5 separate regions of the Mus musculus genome follow, and all the other regions are linked to region 1. A link is a loop called in an ENCODE intact Hi-C map of the cell type or tissue named here. Cell type or tissue: heart. All regions are shown on one strand.

Region 1 (5,000 bases):
CCTCATACTTAGAGACTCATTCAATGCAGCACCTGAGACAATGACAGAAATAACCTTAAAGCTGTCCTAGAGGATCTGAGACAAAATCTAGCTAATAGCTTACAGGCGCAGACATAATAAACAAATGGACATACTAATGAGAACAGTAAGAAATAAGGGCGCTGTTGCTGCTCAGAATTAGGCTCATCACACAGAAAGCTGCCTCTGGCCTATAGAGTAAAAATTAAGGGCAATTAGTAGTCCTCTCAACTCAGAAGGGTGTAAAAGCAGAAAAATTCTGTCTAGAATGGAAACTAAAAAGTCAATATGATACCATAAAGAGATCGCACCACAGCGGATGAAATGTCTTACACCCTGGAGTCTGTATCAACTACTTGTTAAAAGAGTGCTAGGAAACTAAAGGTAAGTTGGAGAAAAAGATTGAAAAGAGGCTGGAATAAGGTCAGAATTGAGAGTCAGCCATCAGGGTAATTAACGCCCATGCAAAAGCAGGTTAAGTATTAGCAGAAATTTTACAAGCCAAATTTGAAAGAAATCATGAGGGGAAAACCAGTAATCTGAAAATCTTTTGAACAAATTTAATGATTCAAAAATAACTTCAACATGTTGGACCTAAAGAGACCAAACTGACTCTAAAAAGTGTGTGTGTGTGTGTGTACCTGCAGGATCACAGTGGGTCTGAATAAATTGAAGAAAAATAGTATAGATATTACTAGTTATTTATAAGCAAAAGTGATGTGATGGATCTTGCAACTTTAACACCCAGTGAAAGAATCAAAAACTAATTTTTTGTGTGGTAAAAGAGCTGATGACATCACCATGGCCTGTATAGTGCAAGGTCCTTGAGGTGGAGCAGTCAAAGGTCGTGGAGTATTTCCCTCCCTCGTATCTGGACAACTGATTCTGGTACTGTGATGGTTTGAATAGGAAGTGGCCCCCACTAGCTCACAGCTAGAAGCACTGTTTGGGGGAGGTTATGGAACGTTGACACAGAGAGCCTTGGTAGGATAAATCTATCATTTCCATTTCACTGTCTCTGCTTCCTGAGTGATGACATGGGAGCTGCAGCTGACTGTCCTGGTTGCCACAGCCCTGCCTATCTCGTCACTATGCTATCTCCTAGAACATGACTCACAGTAAACTTTCATTCACAGTCACTTTTTAGGTCATGGTATTTTACTGTAACAACAGAAAAGTAACTAGTTCATGGATTCATTGAATTCATTGATAATGACATACTAACATCCTATCAAAAATATGAAATTAGTTCAGCTAGAAGAGGCAAAAATTCAAAAGGTACTACTATAAATTTGCTTAAACATCCCCAGTTACTGAGGAACCACTCCAATTACTGCCCCAGAGCAAGGGGAGACTGAAGTGACGCTATGGAACAAATCAGGGAATCCCACTTAACATAAAGAAAGGACGGCATTGCCATTCATGTTACACAGAGCCTTGTCTGCTGCTTCCATGCACAGCAGGGCCACTAACAGACAGCTAAATCTGGTCTCACTAATTCGGTGTTCAGCGCACCTGTGCTTACTACTGAGAAAACAGAGACTATTCTCCTTCAAAGAGCAGTTCTTAAGCACTTTTTCTATGTCTAAGCTTGTAAAACAATATAAACAACAAACAAACAAACACTATAGCTTACAAAACAGTATAAATCCAGTCACTCAGTATTATTAAGACTTGTGGTACCTGAAACTATGCACTAAGAACCCTCTTCTCGCTGTTATTAGTAGGCGGTCCTTCTACTTCAATGCAAGCACACCAGCCCAGCAGCATATATACCTGCTGCCTTTGACACACCTGTCTTTAACAAACAGAAACTTGATGAATCCCAAACTTTTTACATGTTAGCAGGCATGTCTTAAAATTATATCAAAGCTTTCAGAAACCTCAGAAGTCATAAAAGACTTGTTCATCAGTAAAACAAGCGTAATGGTGAGAAGCCGTGTGGGCAGAACTTCAGAGGTTCATAATGCAAGATTGTACAAGTTCTTGGCATTATACTAAAAGTTTCCAAACAAGAGATTATTCCCATCCCCTATGCATGGTGCTGATGTACAACAGAATAAATTAAATGGTAAAAGTAACCCTAACTATGGCTTTTACTTTTCTCTCTCACAGCCAAAAAGCTGTCAAAAGGTTAGTAAAATATAAAAGAAGCTTACAAAATCAGATGTTTTAGAATAATAGTTTTGACGATTCTATTGCTATAAGCAATTTAGAAAATGTCCACAAGAGGGCACCACAGAAAAAAAGAATACAATTTCATTACCCAATAGGCTCATACAAAAGGTTAGTATTACATTAACTCAGTACCTTTACCAGAAATAGACGGGTAGTCATTTATAACTTCTAACCAAGACATTTAGGACTATTATCATGACTGTGATGCCATTATAATTTAATAAAAGCTATTATATTTTATAAAAACACTTTATACTTCTCAAGGAAAATAGATGTTTTCAGCATTTGGCAATTTTCAGAATAATTTAAAAATAATAGATAAAGCTAAAAAAATAGTTTAATAGTAAATATACATATGATTGTATTCTAAATGGATTTTATATGAATTAAGATATATCTTATGTCCCTAGAACAAATATTAAGAGCTAATCTGTCATGAAAAATTTCCTTTTTGATATTCCTTTGTAAAAATTTAATAATGCTTCATAGAAGAATACTACCTGCATACATTTAAAGTTGCTGCTATTAAATAATTTTAACAAATCAACTTCAGAAATATAAAGTGCAAAAGAAGCAGCTTAAATTCTAGGAAAAAGATTAATTAGGGTAACAAAAAAATAATTCTTCCAACCCAAATATTCACATTTCACTTAACCACTGCAGAAGAAAGATTTCAAATATCAACGTTCATAAATGAAGACTCAGGATGAGAATTCCTTATAGAAGATGCTCCAACCAGAGTGTTTCAGATTTTGTTAGAGTTTATAATATTTACTTAGATAGTTGGTATTTTAGAAAACTCAAATCTAAACATGGAATTTATCTATATGTAACTCCTTACAACATTACATTCAGACTTGTATTCACATGCTTTCTCCAACCCAGGTATGAAACTTTTCATTACGGAATATGCCAATACTCAAAATTCCAATTTTGGAAGGTTTTATAGAACTCAGATTCTTTTCCTGAGGAATGTTGAACATTCTGTGGTAATGATTATTTTATAGAGCTATTCTAAATGAGTAAAACGCAAATGAAATTATTATTGTTGTTGTTATTGTTAGAAATATGTATCAGTGCATTGAGACATATAGATCCTCTGTCCTTGACAAAGTTAAAATTACACAATTATAGTGAGACAAGGCTGATCCTATGCCACCATGTGCCATACCCAAACACCATTGGGAAAGAGCTGGTCTCCCAGGAGTGCTGACACACCTGTGAGCACAGATGAGACCACCACTTCTGCTCAAATTCCTGGCCAAGAGAGACCCTCCCAGAGCCATCAGGACTCAGGAACCAAAAAACAACTGGGGATAGCATCCTTTTGGTCTCGTTCTGCACCCAGGAGCTGACCCTGTGCCATAGCTCTCCATACCCAAAGTCCTCCCAGAAAGAACTGGTCTCTGAGGGGTACTGACACACAAGCTTGCAGGAGGGAAAGGCCACAGTCAGAGACAGCAAGAACAGCTAACACCAGAGATAATCAGATGGAGAGAGGCAAGACCAAGATTCCCAACTTAAAGAGCCTGTGAATATCTTCAACAAAATTATAGGAAAAAACTTCCCTAACCTAAAGAAAAAGATGACCATGAACATACAAGAAGCCTACAGAACTCCAAATAGATTGGACCAAAACAGAAATTCCCCTCATCACATAATACTCAAAACACCAAATGCACAAAACAAAGAAGAAATATTAAAAGCAGTAAAGAAAAGAGGTAGAGTAACATATAAAGGCAGACCTATCAGAATTACACCAGACTTCTCACCAGAGACTATGAAAGCTAGAAGATCCTGGACAGATAGGTGTCTTAAAGACCTTAAGAAAACATAAATGCCAGCTCAGGCTGCTATACCCATCAAAACTCTCAATTACCATAGATGGAGAAACAAAGATATTCCATGACAAAACCAAATTTACACAATATCTTTCCACAAATCCAGACCTACAAAGGATAATAGATGGAAAAAGCTAACACATGGAGGGAAGCTACACCCTAAAAAAAGCAAGAAAGTAATCTTCATTTAAAAAACCCAAAAGAAGATAGCCACATGAACATAGAAATAATGTCAAAAATAACAGGAAGTAACAATCATAACTCCTTAACATCAATGGACTTAGTTCCCCAATAAAAAGACATAGCCTAACAGACTGGATGTATAAACAGGACCCAGCTTTTTGCTACATACAGAAAACGCACCTCAGTGTCAAGACAGACACTACTTCAGAGTAAAGGGCTAGAAAACAATTTTCCAAGCAAATGGTCCCAAGAGACAAGGTGGAGTAGCCATTCTAATATAGAATAAAATCAACTTTCAACCAAAAGCTATCAAAAAAGATAAGGAAGAACAATTCATTTTCATCAAAGGAAAAAAAATCTACCAATCTGTTTAACAGAACACATGAAAGCTCTATACCAAAATCTACCAAGAAGAACTGTCAATTCTTAACATCTATGCTCCAAATGCAAGGGCACACACATTCATAAAAGAAACATTACTAAAGTTCAAAGCACACATTGCACCTCACACAATAATAGTGGGAGGCTTCAACACCCCACTGTCAGCAGTGGACAGATCATGGAAACACAAACTAAACAAAGACACAGTGAAACTAACAGAAGTTATGGACCAAATGGATTTAACAGATAGCTACAGAACATTTCATCCTAGAACAAAAGAATATGCCTTCTTATCAGGACCTCATGGTACCTTCTCTAAAATTGACCATAACAAAACAGTCACAAAACAGGCCTAAACAGACACAAGAAGATTGAAATAATCCCATGCATCCTATCAGA
Region 2 (5,000 bases), 1.2 Mb after region 1:
AGATGTTATATTATTTGAAGTCATGAAAGAACATTGTTTGTCAAAAAATCTCAAAATTTAATGCCCTAAGTACATGTCAGTAGTTGAGGGCAGGAAGGAAGCCCAATAGCTTGAATTTCTTATTTACTAGATGCAAAACCAACAGAAAATGGCTTTCTACTAAGGCAGAGAGCAACACACACAGAGGTCCCTGATGCGGGATGGGTCTATCACTCCAGTTCCAGATGATCTGATGCCCACTTTTGGCTTCTGTGGGCACTGCAAACATGTGACGCTCAGACACACATGCAGCAGGCACTGAGCTAAGTAAGACCAGTGTCTAACAGCAAACAGCCAGCATTTAACTCCAGCTCTAGACCTACCAGTGAAGACAGAGTCTACCTCTCGGCTCATTTAGACATTTCTTTTCTGGAAAAAAAAATACTGCTAATAGCACCTCTCTCATATAGTTGATTGTTCCTAACACACATGTGTACAGACGTTTAGTTCACTGCCTAACCAAATTAAAACGAGCTACCAACAGAGCATGTTGGCACATGCTTTTAACCCCAGCAACTGAGAGGCGAGAGGCAATTGGACCTCTGTGAATTTCAGGCCAGTCTGGTGTACATGGCCAGCAAGAGCTGTGTGGTAAGACCCTGTCAAAAACAAAACAGAAAACAAAACAAAAACCCAACAATATGTGGGGATGGGGAATGGGATAAGGGGTTTTCGGAGGGGAAATCAGGAAAGGGGATAACATTTGAAATGTAAATAAAATATCTAATCAAAAATAAATTTTAAAAAATATGTAACAAGTTTCATTGTTTACATTGGTGTCCCTGTCTCTGGCTCCCACAATCCCTCAGTCATCCTTTGCCTGTCTCTGTAAGATTAAAGGAACATACCTGGCGAAGTGGGGAGGAGGGGAGCGGGGAGAGACACAGCCCTACCCCAGAATATTTATCTTCTCAGGAAATAATTAAAGAGTACTTATCCTTGATCACAGTGAGAATCTCAGAAAGGAGACAGCACCTTACACTTCCCTGACAGTCAGGGGGAAGACCAAGGGAGCCATGTTAGAGTCCTTTGACAGGGTGACCCCTTCTCCCTAACCTCACCAAAGAGGAGTTATCTTGGAAAGAAAGGGTCTGCTAAACACGGGACTTCCCTTCAGACTAAGGATTGGGAGCACCGTGGGGTGGAGGGATTCGATGTGTTGGGAAGAGAACAGAAAAGCTCGGATACATCCAGGGAGCACAGCACAAAAGAGCTCCAGCTGCCCCACGGAGACAGCCAGCCTCGGGCAGGAGGTGGCTAATCAGCAGGACCCCTTGGAGAAGTCAAAGCTGCTTAGGTAAAGCAAGAAGGGAGCAGGTGATGGAAGTCAGAGAGCGTCCCAGGCAGAGGCAAAAAAGGATTGGAAAAGCGAACAAGGTGAAGGAAAGATGTGCTGGTTCCGTTCTCACTTGAAAATAAATGCAAGTAACTAAAAAATAACCGCAGTCAAAGTCTCCTGTGCAACCTCAAAGGAAAAGGAGATTTGGAGAAAGTCCTCATGTCCACTGACAACCCCTGTAGCCATTCAACTAAGCCTCTGTGCACAGCCTATTATGCAGGAAGCATTTTACTGACAGTTTCAAAGGTTAAAGATGGCAGTAAACATGGTCGAAAGACCACAAAAAAGGATAAATACACAACTCCAGGGAGGTAGAATTTTCATCTTGTCAGACATACCAGAAATTGACACATGAAAAGAGAAGATGAACGCCAGGGTTAACAGTCTGTACAGCAAGAGAGGGAGGGAGTGGGAGAGAACACACCGAGGTTGGAAGAACGAGATGTCATCGTGTCTGGAATAAAGTGTGCAGAATGATCACTGGAGAGACGGTTTAAAGTCTACTCCTTAAGAGGAAACAATGTGGTGTGGAGACACAGTGAAGAGCAGACAGCCTGGAATTAGGTGTTTAGAGTGGACCTGTTGGGAATATTCGCAGTAATGTAGGCAGGATGTGACTAAAACCCTAACCCTGTCCCTGTCCCTGCAGGATGTGACTGAGAGCCTAATCCTGTCCCTGCTTCTGGCAAGACAGGAACTACCTGAGGGAAACCATTGTTGGCATGACACTATTATAGTTGCTCGCACTTATCTGTCTCCACAGTCTGTGGTGAGGAAGCCAGGAGCACAGGGCTGGTGGGAAAGTTAATAGGGAGCACAGACTAGGGTCCACCAGCAAAGGGCTCTGCAAAAGACTTGCAAGCCAACCAAATATTTTAATTACCAGCTCAAAGTAATAACTTTTCCCCAAATTTATTCTACATATACTTTTTAAAAAAAAATTAAGTAGAGAAACACTTCCCCTATTTGAAAATGTCATAGTATATGTCAAATTCATAAAAGCTACATTTACTTGTAGAAGGCCTTTAACACCATAAATCAGTCTTTGGTGCCCCCTAGCGGAATTTCTTAGTATTCGGTTAAAAATTAACTATTTAAAATGAGTAATTTGATCTTATTCTTTGTGAATTTTACATCGTGCACCCCAACCCACTCATCTCTCTGTCCCTTGGGGAAGCTGTAGGGTGTCACAGTTTTGAGTGTTCATTGCACTGAGTCATTTGAGGCCTCTGGCTTCTGCTACCCTCTCTATACTGGATCTTCACAGGGGCTCCTGTTGCTGTCCCGCATCCGGGAGGTCCGCACAGCAGGCGTTTTCACACACCCAGCACACCATAACAGGGTAGGTGTCGGGTGGGCCAACTCAGAGCCCTGGGTCTGTGCCTGGGTTGTAGCTGAGTTGGTCAGCCCATCAGCTCTCCTGCCTGCCACACGTGACTAGGAGAATCTTGACCTTTCCCCTCCGTGGCAGACAAGGGGTGAGGCCAGCTCTCTCTTGCTCATGCCCTTAGGGCTGCCCAGGGGTGGGGCCCTGCTCTCCCACCACCTGGGGCAGTTCTACTGTGCTGTCCAGGCCAAGTGTGGGGCCTGCTCTCCTGAGTGGGCAGTCAGTGAGGGGCAGGGCCAGCTCTCCTGCTCTTATGACCTTGGGGGCCAACTCTCCTATGTGCTTAAGCGGGGGGGGGGGGGGGGGGGGGGGAGGAGATCTCTCCCTTGTCTATGCCACCCCTCCACAATAACCTGATATTATTATTATTATTATTATTGTTGTTGTTGTTATTATTATTATTTGCATTGGTGTTTTGCCTCCATGTATGTCTGTGTGAGCGTGTCAGATCTTCTGGAACTGGAATTACAGACAGGTGTAAACTGCTGTGGGTGCTGGGATTTGAACCTGGGTCCTTTGGAAGAGCAGCCAGTGCTTTTTGACTACTGAACCATCTCTCCATCCCTGATCTGATCTTTTAAAATGCTGTTAGCCAGAAATAACCTAAAGAAATGACATAAACAGGAATGCCATTTAGTAAGTGCCCAAGTCCTCAGTATAATCTTTGTATCACGAATTTACAACTGCGATTTATGCTATGGTTAAGCCAAGGGAATGGAACTTGGCTTTGGGGGTGGGAAAGATGGCTCAGAGGTTAAAAGCAAGTACAACTCTTGCATAGGCTTTGCACAGGTCCGACGACCCACACCTGTAACTCTAGGTCCAGATCTGATACCTTCCTCTGGCACCTACACTTCTGTACATACCCATACCCAGACACGCGTAAGGCCACAGGGAGTGGGCAGTTCCAGATAGGAAATGAGTCCGGGATGAGCATCAGGACCGAAGCCAATGCACTAAAATGCACCCGAGAGCCTCTGGCGGATGCAGGGAAAGACGGAGGGAAACCGTACAAAATTGGTCCTGGTGCACAAGATGCCTCAGGAAATTAAAAAGACACCAAGATGGGTGTGGTGGCCTATAATCCCAGCACTCAGGAGTCTGAGGCAGGAGGATTACTTCAAATTCAAGGCCAGTTTAGCTATGTAGTGACTTCCTTGCCAGCCTGAACGTCAAAGTAAGAGTTTGTCAAAAGAAAAAGAAGAAAGAAAAGGAAAAAAAGAGAAACACTCAATTTAGAAAATATGTAAATTTTAAATTTAATTATTAGTTTTAATTTTAACCACTTTCTTAAAATAATGTGTTCAGAGCTACATTGAAATATGTGTGTATAGTATAAAAACACATATATACAGCAATCACCTACATATACAAAATACAAGTGTGTTGTCAGTTTCCCTCGTATGGGTCTGGAGAGATGGCTCAGTGGTTAAGAGCACTGGCTGTTGGTCTGAAAAACTCGGGTTCAGTTCCCAGCATCCACATGACAGTTCACAACTGTCTCTAACTCCAGCTCCAAAGGATCTAATACCCACACATAAATGCAGACAAAACACCAATATGCATAAGATAAAAATAAATAAATCATCATTTAGAAGTTTCCTTCTTGAGGCCTGATGTAGTGGTGCAGGACTCTGACCCCAGCTCAGGAGGCAGGTGGACTTCTGTGTGTTCAAGGCCAGCCTGGTATACATAGTGACTTCAGGAGACCTAGAGCTACATAGTGAGACCCTGTCTTCAAAACAAAACAACAGTAACAACAATGACGAAATGATGACAAAAACAAAACAAAAAACCCAAAAGCAAAACAAGAGTCCTCTCTTACACTTTTTTCAGCAATAAAAAAAACTTAGCTCTTTTTGCCACTGATCTATAACAGAGCTCACTCATTCCCAAATCCCTCTTGGAAAAAGGCACATTACAAACACATACAAATTATAATGGCCATTATTAATAACTTCATATTTTTCCCATTCAAAACCCATCATTTCTGCCCAGCCCAAATCTTTTAAAATATCAGAATCTGTTACTATAATTCCAGATTTTTAAAGTACTTAATTAGAAATGTGTGACTTGCCGGGCGTGGTGGCACACGCCTTTAATCCCAGCACTTGGGAGGCAGAGGCAAGCGGATTTCTGAGTTTGAGGCCAGCCTGGTCTACAAAGTGAGTTCCAGGACAGCCAGAGCTAAACAGAGAAACCCTGTCTCGAAAAAAAAAAAAAAATGTGTGACTT
Region 3 (5,000 bases), 230 kb before region 1:
AGCCTTCTAGGTCATCAATGGGAGCAGATGTCTTTGGTCCTATAAAGGTTCTATGACCCAGTGTAGGTGAATGCCAGGGCAGGGAAGCAGGAGTGGGGGGGAGCACCCTCACAGAAGCAGGAGGAGGGGGGAGTGGGATGGGGGGCTTCGCTAGGAGGGGGGAACCGGGAAAGGGGACAACATTTGAAATGTAAATAAAGAAAATATCCAATAAATAGAAAAAGAAAAAGAAAATGGTCTTGTCAAAGCCATCAAATTTCCCTGAGGCATACATATAGCCATTTCAAAAACAATAAACGTCTGAAGTAGTCTTAGGTAAATGTATTTTTTTGATCTAATCAATTTCTCAAGAGAGGGCTATAGAACAGCAAGGGCTGCAGCCTCTCCAATAAGTAACGTGAGTGTAACAACACTCAAAACTTCAAGGAGTAGGAGACACTTAAGAGAGTATCTGCTACCTTGGTCTCCATGGCCACACCCATCCTAAGGCTGTGAGGCTGAGCCCAGGACCCAGGGGTCCCACTGACTGCACAGTTCCACAAATACTATTAGAAAGGCGTGATGGACCAGCTGTCCACTAGTACTCTTCTCTAAGTCTTTCCGGATCTCAGCCTTCAGGGCAGGTAGTTTTCCTTACCCCTGGAGGTAGGATAGTCCCATGTAACTAATACTGACCAATTAGATGTGAGAACTTGATTACTGGGGGGAGGCCTTGAAAATGATCTTTTTTCTTTACATGACCACTGTGTCTCAAATGGTGGCTTCTCCATCCATCACACATTTTACAACCCAGCTTGTGATGGGCAAGCACTGTAAGCAGAAAGAAGTCCCTGAGACTTGGAGTGTGTTCCTGTGGTACACCTTTTCTGTCATGATAGATGGCATGCCCCTGGGCAGGGCCATCTGGAAACAACATTTGAAAACTCTAACTCAAGCACAAAGTTTGAGACACAAATTTCTCTTCCCTTGGTCCTGGGTCTCCCATGAATTCCTTGCCCCACCTAAGAAAGCACACAGTTCTCTAGTAGTGATTCTACCATAAAACTGCACTGGAGGAATGTGTCGCTTGCTTGGACAGGGGTGATACCCAAGGAGTATTGGTAGAGTTTCGTTAAGGATCGTGACGGTCCAAATGCGGAAAGAACCGTCCCTTTGTTTAGCCCCATTCTTGTTTACAGAAAGACCAGAACCTGTGGCAGGGGAACATGTACCCCCCAACTTCTAGATAAAGATTCTTACAGTGTCCCCAGTGCTGAGAAAGCAATGTGAGGAGAAACTTAGAAGTGTGGAAAACACAGCTGAAGGCCTAGGGCACTCCGCACACTCAGCTCCCAAATGTGGGAATGCTATGTGATGAGTTTATGAAATATAAAAGTCAAATGAATTTTTCATGAAGAAGTTATCTTCCCAAGATGCAATAATGGAAAATTCCTTTCAAGAACTGGTGTTTAGACCTCACAAAAATGCGCGGCAAATTGCATTGTGATTTATTTGTCAATGTTTTTATAGGTTAGGCGTTACTTTCTACCCCACAGCTGGAGTCAATTTTTAATATTTAAAAGTGGAAAGAAAGCAAAACCTAAACACATCCAGAGATGTCTGTTTTAGATTGAGCTTTTCCCAAACAGTGCTGTTTAGAACTGACCCCTGAGCATGGTCGGTCAGCTGCCAGCTGGCCTTTACTTCCCTGCAACACAGCATTAAAATACCTGGACTGGGCAGACTGCACATAAGACCTCCTAAATTGTAGCTGGTGGGTCTAGTGTTTATAACCAATTTCAAATGCATGTAGCCTGTCTGCCCTCTCAATTGAAGAAGCAAAAGTCTTTTTTGTTTTTTTACTCTAGATTTTCCTTCATGCCCCTAGCTCAAGGTGCTGTGAGCACGATTTTCAGGTCCAGTGGTTTCTGGATCCAGTAGATGGCCAGGTGAGTGGGAATCCCCTTGGTTACTCCTTTTTTGTTGCAAGCAATCCAACTACAAAAGAGCAAGCTGATTCTTTCAACCTCGGAGCTCCATGAAATCTAGTCTGAAAACTACTCAGGGCTCACCTTCCTGGGATTCCAGGTCAAAGAATATGCTGGATTTGCACTTGAGAGCTCATGGAAATATTCAAATTCCCAGCAAAGAGATCAAGCCTACACCCCTAATCTTATTGCTTGGGCCAAATCTACTTGAATGTGGGCTTCATCCTACCATGTGACCAAGCATTTACAAAATGAGACTGGGTCTCTGTTTCGTGAGAGATCATACAGTAGTTCCAGCAGCACACTATGTGTGTGTATGTGTGTGTGTGTGTGTGTGTGTGTGTGTGTGTGTGTTCATGCTCAGTTGTAGCTTCTACACCTGAAGCCAGCCATCATGCCGGCACTGACCGTTGCTAAGGGGGGCATGTATGTGCTTACCAACTACAGGTTCAGTAACACACAACATCTGGAGGGAGGGAAAACAACCCTAACTGTGACCGACACAGTTCCTTTGGGTAATATGGCTGATACCCTGCTCATGAAGGCGGTGTTTCTCTTGTCCTCTCCTGCTTTCTTCCTCTTGATCATTCTGGAGCCAAGACCCATAGGAAGAGTTGATTTCTTTCCAAATTCGTGCGTTGGTCTTGTTGAATCTGCCAGCCCAGGGCTGCTGACACCACCCCCAGTCAAGCTATGAGAAGCACTAACCACTTCATAGACACAAGCCAAAAAAAAAAAAAAAAAAAAAAAAAAAAAAAAAGCCTCCTTTGTAAGGTATGGAAATGTCAGACGTGCGAGAATTGGGCATCATATTCAGCTACTGTGCCTTTTCCTCAGCGCTCTCAACAGGAGCAGCACCCCAGGAGAACCCCTTCGGCATGCTGCCCCAATAGCATCAGAGACATAAGAGATGATGATGATAAGTGATTATTTCCCTGTCTTAAAAGGTTTTCTTGTGTCACAGAAAGGATTTGTCATGGATTTCCTTCTAAAAGTACACACCCTAAACCCACTTCCACACATGATTCGATTTAACCCGAAAAATCTTTATAAAACACACCTAAATGCTTTTTGAGATACAAGGACAACCACGACTAAAGTGCAGCGGATCTACCCGCCAGCAGGGGGAGCTCTTCCCCCTGGTTCAAGCTGCCATTCCAGTTCTCTAGTGGTCCACCCTTTTGCTCAAAAAACTTTGCTTGGGTTTAAAGAAGGTGGAGTAAAGACAGAAGCCGGCTGTCCAAAACAACAGATACGGGGACGGGATGCGGGGGAGGAGGGTGGTGTACTTTATCCCGAGGGCAGAGGACAGCTACTAAAGGATTCTCAGAAATGTGCGGCTTTGTATTGAGGCATCCTGTCTTTTTTGGCTCAGTATCTGACCTATTTGAGAAATCTATTGAAACACGCCACTTGGCACCGATTGTGATGCTGTTAGAGAGTTCATGGGCAAGACATTCTGAGAAAGGGATTGAAGATAAGCATCAGGAGGAAAGTACACTGCCTCCAGAAAACCAAGAAAGGCAGAGCCACCCTTGAGCTGGACCGCAGTGCAACACAATGCACGCATGGAATCCAAACATGGTCCAGAGACCAAAAGCTCTCATAAGCAAATGAGGAGTGACTTTTCTAAAGAAAGAGCTGGGAAAATGGTATTTCCTTCCTGTGCTGAGAAACAAAGTAAAGATACTCTGGGGAAAAGACGTGAGCTCCTAGGCACACAACTGGGTGCCATCTGTCACCCGCAAACAGCTGTGGCATGGAGAGTACAACCACATGTCTTTAGAGCTTCCCAAAGGAACCAAGAGAAAGTGACGAAAAGGCGAAATCAGTGTCTTCCTAAACGCTTATAACAGAATCAGGCTGCTGGGCTCTCCTTCCTGGGTGACTCTATTTGGCTTCTCATGACTAGATCCTCTCTAGCATCCAGCATCCAGGAGGATCTTTAAATCTGATCTTCTTAGAATCCCTCAAGGGCCTTCCATTACCTCCAGGCTAGAGTCCTAACTCTGTAATGTGATTTGGGAGAGCCCTGCAGACTCTCATCCCCGAGGCCACCATGTCTCAGTTCTTGTCCTTTCTGCTCTCTATGCCTTTCTGAAAGCCTTGCAGTTTTGTGTTTCGGGTGGTTCTGGAGGCCAATGTCCTTCCTTCTGTCTTCCATCACAGTGCTGGTTAGATGTCAAATGCATGTTGGACACTGTCCTGGAGATGGAGACCTGCAAATGCTTTCTCTTCCCTGGGTTCTACCACACTCAGGGTCTCGTTCTCTCAGTGTGTCCCCTTCCATATCCTTTTCCTCGTTTCCGTTAAGATATGGAATTATAAATTACTTCATTATGGGAGCCACCTTGACCCCACAAGAGTGGAAGAGACATTAGACTCTCCCCTAAACAATTCTATGCTTAATCCTTCGGTTTCATTTGTATAACTAGCTACTGACCCCTCGACACCACCATAAACACAAAGGTGGGGCTTTCCTTGCTGTATCTTCATGTTTAGTCCTGCATCTAACACTCCTTGAATTAACAAGGTTTATTATTAATGAAGTCTGGTCTGTGAATGGTATAGTCCTTGTCATATGCTATCTGGCTTCCCTGGTGCACTGTAAGGAATATTCTTCCTTCTCTGGAAGCTCCTGCTTATAGACAGCTCCATCACCTTAATATTTTATGGAACAGCCATTTTTTCAGATTATGAAGGCATTATCTCTGCTTAACTGAACACCAGGGTAGAGTCTAAGGCTCATGGTTCTCTTTGCATTCCAGCAACTAGATAGCTTTGTTAACAGGCCAGTTGGCTAAAGCTATGTACTGTTCATAGTTACTTTGTGTTGATGTGACCAAAATATCTGAAACAAACCATTTAAAGAAGGAGAAGTTTATTTTGGCTCAGAATATCAAAAGGGATTTCAGCCAGTGGTGGTGAGGAAGGCATGGGAGTGGAAAAGTGTGGAGGAGATGTCTCAGCACGGTGAACAAGAGAGCGAGGAGAATGGGCCCAGAGCAGGGGCCAAACAAGACCTTGAAAGGG
Region 4 (5,000 bases), 330 kb after region 1:
TGGCCCCTTCACCGCTCAGTGACTGGAGTGCATGCACTTTTAAGTCGAGCTATGGTCAAGTCATCCAGGCTGCAGAAAAACACAGCAAAAGGTCGCTGTTCCGCAGAAGCTGAAGAAAAGCAGGGAAGGCGACTCATAGAGGGGTCCTAGGGAAGAAGATACAGTTTCCATAACTTGGTTTTAAAGCGTCCAATTTATTTAGGCTGTCTGCAGCACGCAGTCAACTTCAGGGTGTCTGTGTCTGACACCTGCTGGCTCCACCCGCAGACTCCTGGGTGGGCTGGGGACTGCGCTGTGCGCGCGTGTACACACACACACACACACACACACACACACACACACACACACACACCAGCTCCTCTGCTAGGCCTTTTCCCCTTCCTCCCATACCACAAACGTTGGGGCAGCAACCGTTCAGCCCGCTCCAGGTCAGCGTGTCCCTGTTGTCGAAAGCCCAGAGCCGTGAGGACTGAAGCTGACCCGATCCACGGATAAATGAGTAAATTGGCAGCTGAAACCCGACAGGGAGCTGGGACAGCTCCGCGGAGACTCGGACCTGGGGGTGCAGCTGGCCTGCGGCAGACTCGGCTTCTGCACGCCAGGACACCACGGCTCGTTTGGTGGCCGGGTGGGCCAGTTTTCTGCAACGAGGCTTATTGCAGGTCTGTCTACCTGGTGAGCCGGCTCTCTCAAAGCGTGCGGACTTGCCGCCCTCCCACCCCCGAGGTCTGAGCGCGGAGAAGTTCCGGTGCGGGTCCCAGGTGGCCGCCCAGCGGCCTAGAGAAGCTGCGGTTCCGAGCGCGCTCTACTGCACCTGCCCATGCCCGCTGCAGGGCTCAGGCCGCCGGGCCCCGCAGAACCGCGCTGCTACCTGCAAAGATTCTCGGAATCTATCCAACCTTTTTTTCCAGCTGCGGCGGAGCTCGGGCTGGGTTGGGCTAGAGTTCTTCCCAGGCTGAGAAGCGCGAGGTAAACGTGTTTACAGCAACAGGCTGGCTCAGGGAGCTTTCGGAAAGGGGGGTTAGAAATTCCACGGTTTTGAAAAGCGAGAGATTCAGTACTCAATACACACGGGCCCAAAGGTGCGAAGCCTGCTGATGCAGAAGTTGCCTCCACTTTAGTGCAAGGGAACTAGAAAGCACTGGCTCAAAGCTCAGGTCACCAACGGTGCGTGTATGTCCTGGGGGGGTCTGAATGTAAAGAAAGTTCCCTCCAGTTCTCTAAATTGAGAAAGGCTGTTCGAAGGAATGAGGTGGTTGGAAAGAGGGAACCGCAGGCATCCTGGGAGCTGAGGCTCAAGACCAAGCGCTAAAATGAAAGCACCCTATGGAACTCACTCGAGAAACGGTTTTTTAAACCCCCAACTCTTCCTAGGCGTTCTCCTGCGTCCATCAAATTTATTCTGAAGTAGTTAAGCACTACAGGATACTGAACACTCCAGTCTCTGTCCCAGGCTCACTTCCTAATCCTTGCGAACCTACAATTGGTGAAGATGGCCTGCTAGTCCTGAATTACGTTTTACCAAAGAAACGAAAATTAATATTCACCTTGACAAAAATAAAACAAAAGGCTTTTACCTTAATGGGATCGTTTCCGTAGTGTCTGCCTGCCTTCCTGCTTGGTCTTTGACGATTCGGCTCGGCTCGTAGCTTTCTGCTTACACCTATCCATCTCCTCACATAGTTGAGGTTATTGTAATTGTCCTTTGAGGGGGCGACCGAAAAGCATCTTTTGGTGAAACACGTTTGAATTGTACAGTTCCTTTAAAAGATCTATGGTTCTGCAAGCACCAGCTAAAGTGTCCTCAAGTGGTTTGGGACGAGGGACAGTTTGCTTAGTTCTGTTCCGGCGGCGCGTTGCGTCTGAAAAGAAGTTGCTTCAAGTGGATCTTATCGTTCCCTGACATCCTTTTCCAGAGGGACTGTAATACCCTCTCATTTACACGCTCACAAAACTAAACCTTTAGGAGAACTAAGAAACCTAACAGTACATGTCAAATTCAATCAATTTTCCTGGCGGCTGAACAATGAACTCAATTTTTGCTGAGAATGAAGATAATGCACGTTTTGAGGCACTGGAATAGTTTTTTCCTAAAATTTAAAAAAGATTGTTCTTCACCCATTCCAGATGGGCAGGTTATTGTTTGCCAATGGATTGCAGATGCCCACTCCTTTGCCTAAGTTGGTTAACTGCTTATGAAATGTACATTAGCTGATTAAAGCTTAGATATTGAAAGAAATTTCTCCCGGAACATCCAGATGTCTCTGCACTAATTATGAAATTAGTCAATTGTCACCTTCATAAACAAACTTCGTTTTGAAAACAGGGAGGAAACCAGACTACACACATAGTCACAATTGACCAAAAGTATGGGCAGAACTGTTTTACATAGGAGGAAGGGCGGTATATGCTGGAAAACAAAATCTAAAACTGATAGCTTTGGCCCTTTGAAGCAGATGATCATATTAAAAGTGTTAAGATGTGTAAAATGACGCGACAGCTAACCGAGTAAAAGTACGAAATGCCCTTTGGACTTCTCTGCGGGCTTGGGGGAGCAAAGATCCAGTAGTCGGACTTCTATCGGTGTGAGGAAAGTGTCATCCAAAAAGAGGGGATGGGCGTTGTCTTTGTGTGAGGTTTGAATTGAGTCACCTTGGGCTCTGTGTCTGGGTTAACTGGGAAAACCTCAAGCAAACCTGCGCCTTTAAGACTCAGTTGCTATCCAAACACAAGTAAACAGAGTGGACCATTAGCGGGCGCCGGGCTTGGAGGCGGAGCCTGGGCGCTGCAGCCTTGCTCCTCTGCAGGACGCCCGCCGCGAGGGGAGGCGGGGCCGCTACTAAAGCCTTGGACTCCGGGCCAGGGGCAGCCTGGGGCGGGACGCGGGCTGGGACGGAGCTCAGCGCGCTCGCAGCCGGAGGGTGATGGCCCTGCAGGGCTGCGGGCTCCGACTTTACCCGCAGTCCGCGGTCAGAAACTGGCCCAGGCACCGGGATCTGGGCGAGCTCTGAGCACTCATCCCAACACGCTCGCTCTTTACACATCCCGCTTCCACGGACTGCCGAAGACCAATTACCGCTGTCGCTTTCGCTCCCCCAGATCATGTTCTCGGTTCCCGGGACAACGCGCCGAAAAAGAAGTTCTCCCAGTTTGGACCTCATGACCTTTCCAAGCTGTGCGTCCTGCTGTCCGGACCTAGTCTGAACCGCGCTGCCCAGGCAGACATCGGTTCTGGCGGTGAGTGTCCTTTCCAGGGCCAGGCTGTAGCCTTCCAAAGGAAGGGAGGGATGTGGGTGCTCAAGGGGCGCCCAGGTTCTCAGTCTGGAGCGCTACAAGTTCAGAAAATGAAAGGCAGCCGTGCGGACCCTAGTCCCGGGCCTCGTGTTCTGGCCTCCTCCGGTCCCTGCACGCGACTCCCAGCTAATACACTCAGTTGTACTTTTGTGCGCTGTCCCTTAGTTTGGTTTTGGTAGATTTACGCATTCGGCAAGATTTATAAAGGCCGATCATCGTACTTTGTGGCCAGATCCCATCACCCCGTGATATTGCTCCCCTGCTCTAGAAAGCGGGATCCACGCTTCCTCCTACTGCAGCTCCGGCACTCAGCACGGAAGGGCCGGGACACACGGTGCAATCAAGCCAGCGACTCCGAAGGCGCATTTCACAGGGGAATAGTCCAGTCATGGGTGATTATTTTTTCCAACCGTGTACTGGCCTCTTGCTTTTCCTCCTGCTCCGGTCTTCGCCCAGAGGCCAACAGGCAAGCTTCTCAGGAGCTGAGACGCTTGGGTTGTCGAGAAATAGCTCGGAATGGAGTCGCGGTTGTAGGAAGGAGGCAGGACAAGGTGTTTGTGGAGGCAGCAACGCTGGATCGGTCTCCCCACCTGTGAGCAGAGAACAAAAGAGTTCTGACTGCTTTCGAAGCGAAACTGGGTGCAGACAGCAACTTTCTCTGCTCCACAAATTCCAGTCTTGAACAGAACAAGAAAATGAAATGGAGAGGGAGGGAGCGGAGACAAACCCAGTTTATGCGGAGGGCGCCTTAATTTAATTAACTCTTCGGGAAGGCAGAGGCACGGGGAAGGGGCAGAAACTTCGTGCCCCCCCCCCACTTGACCAAATTCTCCTCCCCCACCATGATCGTAGATCTCTTTCTACTATAGCTCTCTGGCTTTTACACAGTTCTGCTGTGTTTGAACTGAAAATCAGCGAACATAACCATTCATCCATCTGTCATTTTACTCAGAAGCCCATACACAGGGTCTAGCAGATAACGCCGAACGATATTATTATTATTATTATTATTATTCAATGTAACATCACTATTACCAACGATTGGAGAGTCTTTATCAAATAATCAGGACCCCTGTGCTCTCCAGTGTTTTTAAAGTTTTACCAAACTGAAATTAATATGTACTTTGCTGACAGCCAGCGAAATTAAATTTTACAAATCGTCTAACATGCCTGAGAATTCCATTGAAAACCGATGAAAGAAATGTAGCTTTCTCTCCATTGAACCGTTTATGACTTTTCATGGTTTAACTTTCCTCGCAAAATTAAAGGTAACCAGTGGTCCGAAACATGCTAGTGGAGAGATGACAGCAGAGGGCCCATAGTTAGTGCCTGAGATGGAGTAAGTCCGCAGCCCCAACAAAACGAAAGTACCTTAGTTCCATGGGTTGACTTGAGCGATGATTTGACTTACATTGCTAGAGACTAAACAGGGGCGTGGGAATCTGAACTCTCTGGTTATTTATGTTTGGTAGGTGTTTAAGGGCACTCTATTTGTAAAGAGATATCAGAGGGCAGACTGGCTTGCTCTTCCTCAAACCAGATGACTCTTCCTTGCAAAGAAAGCAAACTTTCTATGAAGTGGCAATTTGGGAGTAACAGAAATTATAAGTCTCCTTTCTGCAGTATAAATCATTGGGAAGAGAAGAGTGGCACTCGGATTTCTGTAGACAGAATTAAGATTGTGACCTTTATGGCAAAGTTAACTT
Region 5 (5,000 bases), 430 kb before region 1:
CTCTGTTTTCTACTGACAACTCTTTGACTCTGTTCCACTCCACCTAGAGGCTGGGGAGGAGGTGGCTGTGATCTGAGCCCTCTCTATGTTCCCAGGTAGAATTTAGGCACAATTTTATAAGTCAGGTGGAGGTGTCTACCAAACTGTATTGACCATAGAAACAAGCTCAAACACGACCTTGAACAAGAGTCCCCAAACCCAGCATGCGGCTTTTACAGAGCCACCCAGGACTCTTCACTTCTCTCATTCTCAGTGGGGAAACAAAACATCAGTCCTGCCAGCGTGGCGTGGAGTAGATCTGCAGGCTTCCAGCGACCTCACTCAGGCACTAGTTTGTCAAAAGTGGAACACTAGGCTTGTGATCCATGTCATACAACCACACTCTCATCAAGACTCCCATTTTCCTTTCTAGATGAGGAAGCCAACACGGAGAGAGGCCACTGACCAGCCAGCCAGTAGGAAACAGAACTCAGGCTGTCCTAAGTCACACACACACATTGTGAGATTTACCAGGCTTTCTACATCAGAGTCATGCAGGTGCTCCAAAGCACACGAGAGTCACACACTGCCTTGTGTCGAAATTGCTCAAGCTTTGGCGGCCAGAGAAGACAGTTTAGGAGTCCGGTGCTCAGGCTGTCGGGGGAATCTGGCTTCCTTTGTCCTGGGGTTGCTTTGGAGAGCCACGGAATCCTGATAGATTTATTTTCTTTGCTTTCATTTTGCCTTGATATACTGGTGATATTTATGACTCCAGCACCACCCACATCATTCATCTTGCCCTTGTTAGGTGTGTGTGTGTGAAATGCCTATGATTACGTCTGCCAATTGGCCCACTCATGCTGAAAATATTCGCCAAAACAAGACAATAGCACACAGCCACCTCGTACCCTGAAGGGACGTAAGGTGCTGTGTGGCACCTTCTGAACCCTGCACTCCCTGGAGCTGTAGCCTCTGCTCATGCCCTACCCAGTGTGGGTCTTCTGGGCCAATAATCACTGTAGTCTTCTAATCTTGTCCATAAATCACGGGCCTGGCTTCCAGGCCTTTGTGGACATTGTTACTGGATTCTAGCAGGGATTAAGTTCCTGCTCATGTGATAGAACCCAGCCAGCCTTTCCATCTGTCACCAGTCCTTTCCAGGGTTCTGGTTCTTTGCTGGTCACCTGGGACCCTCACTGCAGATAGTTAGGGAGCACTCGAAGGGTATAGATTATGGGATGACAAGATGTCAGCCTGGGCAGGTGATTTGGATTCTCTTGTCCCACCTGGACATGGAAGAAGCTGTGTCCTAGAGAGTGGACAGCATGTGTCTAAGTCACTTAGCCACATAACACAGCTTCTGTGTATGAATTGAAGCCAGAACCTCCTGACGCAGTGGGCACTCCTCAGGACCAGGGTTTGGAAAACATGTGCCTTCTTCCGTCGAGAGGATTGCTCACCCATAGTAGATGTGAGCTGTAAACTGTGCTAGATTTGGATCTTTGTCATTCTTTCTTCCTCTTTGGATCATTTCAACTTTCTCCCAGTGGGTCTGCAACTCAAGGGGCAGAACTTTCAAAGACCTACTTGGGATGACGGCAAGATCCATAAAGATGGGCTTTAAACCCCGCCCTTTTCAGACTGAAGGACCTTGGGGGAAGTTACTTAAGCCCTCAGGTCCTCAGTGTCCTTGTCAACAATGGAGATGGCACTAAGGCTCCCTTCATCCCCCTCGCTGAGCTGAGATAGAATAACAGAAACTTAAGTGCCTTGTGTTTATATTTGCTAAGTGCTTGCATGTGCCTGCCAGGGAGCTTTAGCGTAGTTTATATGGATTATTTATTTTAATCCCCATAGCAATTCTGTAAGCTGTGCAATCTCTTATTTTGCAGAAAGGCTGCAAAAGATGCTTCACTGAGCAAGTCCACCGAAACAAAGTGATTGTCTAGGGCAGCACAGCAAGAGAGTGGCACCTAACAGATGGCAGTCACCATCCTGGCCAACATGCTCCTTGGTAAAGGCTTGTCACAGTCCGTCATTTCCCTTTTATCTCTCTCAGATATGACCTCTCATTAGCAATCTGTTGGAAGATGGACACTTAGCACACAAAAGCTAAAATAGATAGTTATTCTGAGATGTTATGGGGTTGAACATGGCCATTTGGGGACCCTCCAGAGTTGTCCACTGAGAACATGCAGTACCCAAGTATAACCACTGGGTGGCAGTATGGACCAACAGTGACACTCCCAGAGGTTCAGTCCCTAGAAATTAAGGGAACTACTAGCCCTGGAGGGATGTTCCCTGGAGCCTTCAGGCAAATGGGAAGGGCAGCTGCTTCTTTAGATTCAATGGCTGTTTGTGGAGCTCCAGCTGCAGACCAGGGCCTACACTCAGAACCAGGAGATGTAAGGTTTGTTGCTGTCCCCAGACACTCTCTTCCATGTGGAAAGGCTCCATCCAAATGATGAGGAAGAAAGTAGGACATTATGCTAGACCTAGAAAAATAAAAATTGAATTTGCTATACTAAGCTCAAAAGAGACGCTAGGTGTTTGACCCTAGATCCTCGCACCTTCTCTAGCTGCTCTCTCCGAAGCAAAAGAGACTAAGAGGATTCAGCCTTTAGGAATGCTCTAATGACCATATCCCATCATTCACAGTTAGTCTCTCTCATCTGCCCCGGGAAGGTTCTTTCAACTTCACACCGCTGCCAGCATTGCTACATGCCTCCACACTGGCCTCTTCCCTTCTGACTCTAACCTCCTGTGTGTACATTTACCACATTATACAGAATGGTCAGTTTACACAAGTGCCTCACTGAACTGACTGAAATGTCACTGGGGGCAGGCAGAGTCCCTGTGCTCAGCACCTACAGCCTGTCAGGAAGCAGGGAATCCCCTGGGCACCCGCTCCATTTAACCGAGTTACTGGATGGAAAAAGGACACACATGTTTTTTTAGCAGTTGTTACCCACCTCAGGCCTGGCACAACCCTGTGCCCTGGCATTATAGATACAGGGATGATGGATACATAGATGCCACGACAGACAGACCTGAAGGTCTCAATGGCTTTACACACCCATAGGACTTAGATAGCTGTCTCCCATCTTGATACTACACCGTCTAGAATATACCTTTCTGAGGCTGCTTTCTGGCTGTCTCTGGCTGCTGTGAATAAACCCCACAGGTTGGTCAGTGGCTTATCAGACACTTATTTCTTATTGTTCTAGAGGCTGGGAGGTTGACGATCACGGTGCTAGCAGACTTGGCTCCTGGTGAGATCCCTCTTCCTAACATTCATACCCTCAATTGTAAGCTATATTACATCCCATTTTGAAGAAAACAGGGAAAGCACACTTACTGCACTGTGTGATTGAACGTTCTGCTCTCTCTCCTTCCTTCCCTTACAGACTTCCCACCCTCATGACCTCACCTGAACCTGACTGCTACCCAAAGGACTCACCACTCAGTGCTACCATGTGGGGTGAGTGTCAGGGCTTCAACGTGTGTGTGCACATGCACTTGTGTACATGCGTGTGCACCCATGTGTGTGCGTGCGTGTGCGTGTATGTGTGTAAAAGCTCACAACCATGTTGTCAGTATCAACTTCAACTTCTATGGAGTGGTTTTAGTCGAGCTGTACAAATCCAGAGGTGATTTGCTTACAGCTAAATCTCCCAAGCTGGCCTTGTTGGCCTTCCAACAACTAAGAAAGCACTGATTTGCCAGTCATTCAAGTGAGCCATCTCGAAAGGGGACCATGCAACCTCTGTTCAGCCTGGATTTAGTGTGTGTGAGTGTGCATGGAAGCCACGATGACCCTGAGTGCCCGGGGTTAGGTGTCATCCTACTTGTTTTCTGAGACAGGGTCTCTCTCTTTCTCTCATATGCAGATTTATATATGCACACATATAAAGAGGGCAGATACAAGTAGTAAAACTAGAAGTTAGACTACAAAAGGGTAAAAATAGGTTTTTTTTTTAAATTAAAAAATGTTTAATAAGGAAGGTGCTGATTACAAACCCCTGCCATTTGGCCACATTATTGTTTAATTCTAGCCGACAATTGCAGTCGAAAGACCTGTTAGTGTTCTGTATAGTGCTGTATGATGCTTGACACATACATGAAACATGCATGACACACACAGCACTGAGTTCAGCATTGTCAAGACTACTCAGTCTTGCTCTAAATATTTCATTTGGCTTAATTTGTGTAATTTACATGCACACTCAGTGACAGGAACACTGTCATTTCTCCATGTTTCTGGGGGAAGAGACTGAGAAACAGAGAGACTTAACAACCAGCCCTCTGTCATACAGACAGTAAGTAGAATGGCTTTTGTGTGTGTGTGTGTGTGTGTGTGACTATTGAGAAGGGTGTTGTTTCCCTAATTTCTTTCTTTCTTTCTTTTAATTAGGTATTTTCTTCATTTACATTTCCAGTGCTATCCCAAAAGTCCCCCATACCCCCCCTCCAATCCTCTACCCACCCACTCCCACTTCTTGGCCCTGGCGTTCCCCTGTACTGAGGCATAAAAAGTTTGCATGACCAATGGGCCTTTCCACTGATGGCCAACTAGGCCATCTTCTGATACCTATGCAGCTAGAGTCAGGAGCTCCAAGGGTACTGGTTAGTTCATATTGTTGTTCCACCCATAGGGTTGCAGATCCCTTTAGCTCCTTGGGTACTTTTTCTAGCTCCTCCATTGGGGGCCCTGTGATCCATCCAATAGCTGATTGTGAGCATCCACTTCTGTGTTTGCTAAAAATAGGTTTTAAGAGAACAGCTGAAGGCAGAAAAAAACCAGAAGAAGACACATAACACGAAAAGACAGTGAACTAGGAGACCTGTGACATGGACAAGACAGTGAACTAGGAGACATGAACATGGAAGAGACACTGAATGGGAGATGTGTGACATGGAAGAGATAGTGAACTAGGAGACATGTGATTCAGAAGAGACAATGAAGTACAGGCCACTGAGGAACGCTGGAAGCCCCCAGTTTGTTCTTCAAGGTATGGTTG

The links. Hi-C counts contacts between places; a loop is a spot of excess contacts. Peaks named below come from ENCODE experiments on the same cell type or tissue, not always from the same donor. Only the 100,000 strongest peaks of a DNase experiment are listed, where the experiment ranks them.
Region 2: it touches region 1 in a loop (12-fold over the local background); 10 of 42 quality-filtered maps call a loop at or near these places.
Region 3: it touches region 1 in a loop (7-fold over the local background); 5 of 42 quality-filtered maps call a loop at or near these places.
Region 4: a loop joins it to region 1, with 3 times the contacts of the local background. A loop is called at or near these places in 5 of 42 quality-filtered maps.
Region 5: a loop joins it to region 1, with 9 times the contacts of the local background. A loop is called at or near these places in 11 of 42 quality-filtered maps.

Annotation. Positions count from the first base shown.
Region 1 is chr15:34,966,522-34,971,521 of GRCm38, forward strand. All of the region lies in intron 8 of Stk3 (serine/threonine kinase 3), which reads right to left. Among named protein-coding and RNA genes, the nearest start is that of Gm52204, 59 kb to the left of the region's middle. In heart, a CTCF peak has its summit at 2,241 (motif pointing right); no DNase peak of the experiment used is centred here; H3K27ac peaks cover 478 bases.
Region 2 is chr15:36,146,057-36,151,056 of GRCm38, forward strand. It overlaps Fbxo43 (F-box protein 43), which reads right to left. Exons shown (of 5, transcript NM_001081253.2): 5 at 4,004-5,000. Among named protein-coding and RNA genes, the nearest start is that of Rgs22, 8.2 kb to the left of the region's middle. In heart, CTCF peaks have their summits at 2,427 (motif pointing left) and 2,628; no DNase peak of the experiment used is centred here; H3K4me3 peaks cover 563 bases; H3K27ac peaks cover 411 bases.
Region 3 is chr15:34,740,139-34,745,138 of GRCm38, forward strand. Gm32970 (a long non-coding RNA gene) reads right to left here. Exons shown (of 7, transcript XR_383919.3): 7 at 4,832-5,000. Among named protein-coding and RNA genes, the nearest start is that of Nipal2, 64 kb to the left of the region's middle. In heart, a CTCF peak has its summit at 3,082 (motif pointing right); a DNase peak (open chromatin) is centred at 3,223.
Region 4 is chr15:35,293,231-35,298,230 of GRCm38, forward strand. Osr2 (odd-skipped related 2) reads left to right here and starts at 2,868. Exons shown (of 4, transcript NM_001368665.1): 1 at 2,868-3,237. It overlaps Gm52178 (a long non-coding RNA gene), which reads right to left and starts at 2,804. Exons shown (of 3, transcript XR_003951500.1): 1 at 1,578-2,804. In heart, no CTCF peak of the experiment used is centred here; DNase peaks (open chromatin) are centred at 2,781, 3,181 and 3,651; H3K4me3 peaks cover 4,299 bases; H3K27ac peaks cover 631 bases; H3K27me3 peaks cover 1,792 bases.
Region 5 is chr15:34,538,955-34,543,954 of GRCm38, forward strand. No RefSeq gene overlaps it. Among named protein-coding and RNA genes, the nearest start is that of Gm22208, 9.7 kb to the left of the region's middle. In heart, a CTCF peak has its summit at 2,197 (motif pointing right); no DNase peak of the experiment used is centred here; H3K27me3 peaks cover 434 bases.